Linked DNA regions of Mus musculus: region 1 is linked to region 2. Evidence: chromatin loops called from intact Hi-C (ENCODE). Cell type or tissue: left cerebral cortex. All regions are shown on one strand. Links, peaks and the distances in the headings refer to the core of each region. The heading gives the core; the rest is flanking DNA.

Region 1 (2,925 bases), core at 128-2,627, 180 kb after region 2:
CTTCAGTGATAATTGGCTTCAAGAGAAAAGATGCTTCCCTCCTTTAACCCTGACTATTCTAGAACTTGTTATATATATATATCCCAGGCTGGCCTTGAATCTCTGTTCTCTTGCTTTTCCTTCCTGAATGTTGGTGTTATGGGAATTTGCTACCAAACCTTGAATAAGAAAAGGGTTTGAAGATATGTACCAGGATCTGTTCTTTTATTGCTCATTATATGTTGAGAGGAGAAAAGACATTATTTTATCCTATCTGCAAAAGCAAAGTGCATTGTGTACCGATTTATAGCATTTCATTAAATGATGTGACTAACTTCAAAGTGGCTATTAAATGATGCAAGATTCAAACACAGATCTTCAAATTCTTAGGAAGTGTCGAGCAGACAGCTGTTTTAGAAAAGGTCAGGTTTTGGAGATAGTTCTTGGGGAGTAGAATGTTTCATCCAAAGAACTTTGCTACCCAGACAGATAGAAGGTAAGAGACAGAGTTTGGGGATGAAATTGTGTCTTCTGGACATGATGTAGGCATTCCAGTCATGAACTCACTGCAGCTGTGTCTGGTTACAAGTACAATTGGGCCTGTCACCATTTTACCTTCTATGGAGTAAAGGTTCATCAAGGTTCACACCTCACTGAAGGACTATGTGAAGTTACTGTGTGTTGACATGTATGTTCACACCAGTTTTTCCAATAATATAGCCATTGAGAAGTTGCTCATTTTCTAATAAATAACCTCCAATTCATGCTCACACAAGTATACATCAAACCACAATTAAAGTCAGTAGGTGTTAAAATGACATCAAAACAAGACAGGGCTTAGTGGGAAAAAGTAGAAAAAAGAATTTTAGTGGAAGAGAGGGGAATGAAAGAAGGCAATAGGGAGTGATTGTGAACAAAAATGTGTGTGTGTGTGTGTGTGTGTGTGTGTGTGATTGTCAAATAATGAAAAATTAAAAGAGTCAACCCCAAATCACATTCAGAACTTTTTAAGTATATAAAAGAATTATGCGCTGAAAAAAATTTGCCTCCCCAAAGTGAAAATTTGCTCCTCAAGAATAATGTGAAACCCATTCTTGGTCTGGAAGCCATGAGGTGTAGTGTAGCACCATCTACTGGATACAGAGATGGATACAGGAGATCTAGAAAGTTCTTTCTAGTCTCTTTCTCCCCTGTTGTTTCAAAAAATTCTTTCTAGCTTAAGCTCTATATGTGAGGGTATTTATGAGACAGATAGATGGTAGTAGATAGATGGATGAATGATAGGTAGATAGATTAGATATATAGACACACAGAGACACACACACAGAAAGATAGAATATTTAACAGACTATGATTAAGAGATAGTTTGTATTTCTCCTCCTCAGTGTACTTATGTGGGATAAGTTAAATGTTAATATTATATAAGATTTATATTGTCCGGGAATAAGTGTGAAATATGAAGTTGAAGTAGTAAGTCTTTGCTGATTTTATACTCCATACACTCCAAACAATACATTAGATTTTCTAGTATCATATCACTGTGGCTCACCAGAATCTTAGTGTTAAGAGTCCCTCTTTCAGCCAGTTTAACTGCGTGAGAATTTCCAATTAAAAAAACAAAACAAAAACAAAAACAAAAAAAACTTTGAGCAAGTAGTGCATTTCGCCTCTTACCTTAGACTGGAAACAGATTTACGTAGGCAGATAATTGAGGACAGAGCTTTAGGGAATAAAAGCATGTACGTACAAAGGAATGTAAGTAAGTATATGGAGGAGGAGAAGCCAAGAAAACCTGGAAGAAGGTATGAAAATCATCTTGTAAAGGGTTGAAGAGCAAATGGAAGATAGGAGAGTCAGAGACAGCCAGCCAGCCAGCCTCATCTAAAGCACTCTTGCTTTTTCCTGTGATGGATCATGAGGTCCATGGGCAGAATCAGATCATCAGTTAGTGATTATCTGGCTTTTTTTTTCCAATTTTTATTGATTCTTTGTGATTTTCATGTCATGAACTGTAGTCTCACTCTTCTCCCAGTCCCCTCATATCTGCCTTTGCTCTTGTAAACCCCCCCCCAATAAAAAAGAAGACTGCAATACACAAACAAAACAAGCGAAAACCCTAAAGCATAGAAAACATCTCATTGTGGAAGTTGTAGTATGTCACAGTGTGTCCTGCAATAAATTCCCTCTATCCACACATCTTCGCTTGTAAATGTTCATTGTAATGAGTCATTGGTCTGGTTTGAGGCCTCTGGCTTCTGTGACGCCATCAATACTGGATCCTCACTGGAGCTCCTCCTGGTTATCTTCTTGTTGCCCTGTCTTATAGAGATCCCACAGCTTTGGATCTACAGGATCAGCCCTTTCGCTGCTCCCAAAAGTTGGCAGATGATACAGGGGTGCACCTGGGTGATAGCAGAGCTGTTCAGGTCACACGCTCTCCCTTATCTGCATCACCAGTACAAGCTCTCCTGCACTGCTCCAGTTTGACCACCCAATGTCATCCTTGACAGGAGGCAGGATCAGCTCTCCCGTTTTCCTATTCTCATGCCCCCAGGACAGCTCACCTGCACCCAAGCCTTCAGAGCCTATTTAACTGTGCTACCCAGTTAAGTGGGGCCCACTCTCCCAAGTGATATAGCCTGTGAGGGGCTGGGCCAGCTCTTCTGCTCTCACTCATGGAAATAGCTCAATTTAAACCCTTCTTTTTTTTTTTTTAAATACTTTTTATTAGGTTATTTTCCTCATTTACATTTCCAATGCTATCCCAAAAGTCTCCCATACCCTCCCCCCACTCCCCTACCCACCCACTCCCACTTTTTGGCCCTGGCGTTCCCCTGTACTGGGGCATATAAAGTTTGCATGTCCAATGGGCCTCTCTTCCAGTGATGGCAGACTAGGCCATCTTTTGATACATATGCAGCTAGAGTCCAGAGATCCGGGGTACTG
Region 2 (2,925 bases), core at 207-2,706:
CCCTGTTACTTCAGGGGTATCCTTTCCATCTGACTAGGAGAAATTTGTTTTTCAGTGTGAGCGGGAGTCTCGTGAGTAGGACAATCCATCCACAGGCTCTGTAGGTACAGTAGCACATCAGGGGTGCTTTGCTTATTAGATCTGTCTGTGACTGTAATATGCATTTAAAAGCATTCACACTAGAAACTCAGAACCCTTTTGGGTCCCTGACCCCTTGTCCAACACCACTGTTTGGCCTGGTCACATTTGCTACTTCTGTCACCGTCTCACTGGAACCACACATACAGGTTTCACGTGACATCTTTTAGGTTGGTAGCTTTTCTCTCTCTCTCTCTTTCTTTCTTTCTTTCTTTCTTTCTTTCTTTCTTTCTTTCTTTCTTTCTCACTCTCTCTTTCTCTCTCTCTTTCTCTCTTTCTCTCTCTCTTTCTCTCTCTCTTTCTCTCTCTCTTTCTCTCTTTCTCTCTCTTTCTTTCTTTCTTTCTTTCTTTCTTTCTTTCTTTCTTTCTTTCTTTCTTTCTTTCTTCTTATTTATTTAATTTAATTTTATTTTTTCCTGCCCTGCTCACTTGCTCCAGCCCCGCTTGCTCAAAGATTTATTTATTTTATATATGTGAGTACATTGTCGCTGTCTTCAGATACACCAGAAGAGGGCATTAGATCCATTACAGATGGTTGTGAGCCACCATGTGGTTGCTGGGAATTAAAATCAGGACCTCTGGAAGAGCAGTCAGTGAGTGCTCTTAACCGCTGAGCCATCTCTCCAGCCCCGGTTGGTAGCTTTTCAAATTATGCATGCTTTTGACGACCTGAAAAGTTTGATGGATGTTCTTAAAATGAACACAAAGTTTTGAACCTTTTGATTTGTAGCATTTTTGTGGGTTTTTGGCTCAAGAGAACAGAGAAAATTTTTCACACATTACCTCTGACCACTCACTTCACAGTCCATATGTATTTTAAGTCAGAGGCTTGTATTTAATGTAGTGCTCAATTCCTGCTCCCAGATGCTCCTTGGGTTCTCATACAATTCAGTGTTTTAAAAGGAAGGGAATGTATTCTCAACAGATCTGCATCTGAAGACTGTACAGTCATCTTTCCTCTACAGTCTAAGCTGCAGATGAGCACGTGAAGGGGAGTCTCCTGTCCGTTTGAATTCCAAGAAGGATCATAAGATATCTTCACTGTTAGAGCTTCCATTCAAGAGTTAGGTCCACATGGGACATAGAGATCTAGAGGGCAGCTGGCTTGTCTTAGTTGATAAGGAGAGAGTAATAGACAACAGAGGGTAAAAAAAAAATGAAGGAAATCGTGTAGGTAATGGACAAAAATGAAAGCTGAGGAGATGGGAGAATAGTGTGAACTCAGAGCATGGTGGAGTGCCCATAATGAAGGTGCTAGCAAGATCCGATTGTGGTAATTACACCAAGTTACCACAAGGTGGCAATCAAGCCTTAGCCATGAGAACATTGTGTCTGAGGCACACTTTAGAGTCCCTTCTGCGTGCTGCTTAGAGAGCAGCTGTGTATATCCAAAGCTGGCTGAGTTGGTGAGGATAGGCTCTATGAAGCTGAGGATGGGTGGGTGTGGAGTAGGGAGACGGTTGCAAAGCATGAATAGGGAGGGATGTCATAAAAGTAATAACATCTATTCAATGGATGCCCACAACCGACCTAGGCAATACAGATCAGAAAACAGTGGCACTCGAAGGCTGTGTAAGAACCATGCTTATTGAGTTGGGATTTAATGTCATTCTAGAGATTATTACAATGACAAGCACAGAATAGACTTTTATGCTTTGTTTAGTTCAATTTGCTCTCTTTGATGTCATAGTCACACAAAAGGGCTTCCAATGGTTGGGACTGGACACTCTTTTCAGTGGGTGAGTGTTGAGTCAAATATTACCAGGTGAGTTTCTGTCTCAGGGTGACCTGACTCCCTGGTGTTTGTTTCTTGTTGTGGTTCAGTGTGTTAGCTTGCAGTCCTATCTCTTGGCGACAGGCTTGTTGTCTGCACTGCCGAGTACACAGGACTGTTTCCCATAGGCTCATTCAGGTCCTCTCCTATTCCACACACATCCAATCCGATCTTGCCAGCACCTTCATTATGGGCACTCCGCCATGCTCCGAGTTCACACTATTCTCCCATCTCCTCAGCTTTCATTTTTGTCCATTACCTACACGATTTCCTTCTTTTTTTTTTTTTTTTTTTTACCCTCTGTTGTCTATTACTTTCTCCTCATTGACTAAGACAAGCCAGCTGCCCTCTAGTTCTCTACCCCTTTATCTACCTCCCATCTTGCATTTCTTTCTCACACAAACGTCTCCAAAGTTTTGCATCCTGATTTTCGAATATCTCTTCATGAGTTCAAGGTTCTCACCTATGCATGGGCATAGTCCGACAGCTTTACTGTGCCACACTGACTTCTCTTTCATTCTTGTTACTATATACCATAGTCTACTACAGATTTTTACCATATGATCTTTTTAATGTGTAGCAGAATAAGCCCTTTTCTTAGCTATTTCTCCCAAAATTTCCCCAACTGTTCTTGCCTATATGTTCATTTTCTAACAATATTTAAAATTATTTTGTTTCCTAAAGCTGTATGATTTCTATAATTTTTCTGCCCAAATAAGATATAGTTTATTTGTGTTAGTATTGTATTAGTGTTCTTCCTCCTTCTTCTCTTCTTCCTTCTCCTTCCCTTCCTATTCCTTCTTTTTTTTTTTTTTTTTAGAATTATTTATTTTATGGGTATGAGTACACTGTAGCTGTCTTCAGACACACCACAAGAGGGCATTAGATCCGTTACAGATGGTTGTGAATCACCATGTGGTTGCCGAGAATTGAACTCAGGATCTTTGGAAGAGCAGTCTGTCCTCTTAAGCACTGAGCCATCTCTCCATTCCTCCTATCTCTTCTTTTGTGAC

The links. A loop is a pair of places that touch in the nucleus more often than their neighbours do. Peaks named below come from ENCODE experiments on the same cell type or tissue, not always from the same donor. Only the 100,000 strongest peaks of a DNase experiment are listed, where the experiment ranks them.
Region 1: it touches region 2 in a loop (8-fold over the local background); 5 of 42 quality-filtered maps call a loop at or near these places.

Annotation. Positions count from the first base shown.
Region 1 is chr3:93,312,768-93,315,692 of GRCm38, reverse strand. No RefSeq gene overlaps it. Among named protein-coding and RNA genes, the nearest start is that of Hrnr, 5.5 kb to the left of the region's middle. In left cerebral cortex, for the core only: a CTCF peak has its summit at 1,114 (motif pointing left); a DNase peak (open chromatin) is centred at 1,100.
Region 2 is chr3:93,492,707-93,495,631 of GRCm38, reverse strand. No RefSeq gene overlaps it. Among named protein-coding and RNA genes, the nearest start is that of Tchhl1, 25 kb to the right of the region's middle. In left cerebral cortex, for the core only: CTCF peaks have their summits at 642 (motif pointing right) and 1,423 (motif pointing right); DNase peaks (open chromatin) are centred at 690 and 1,443.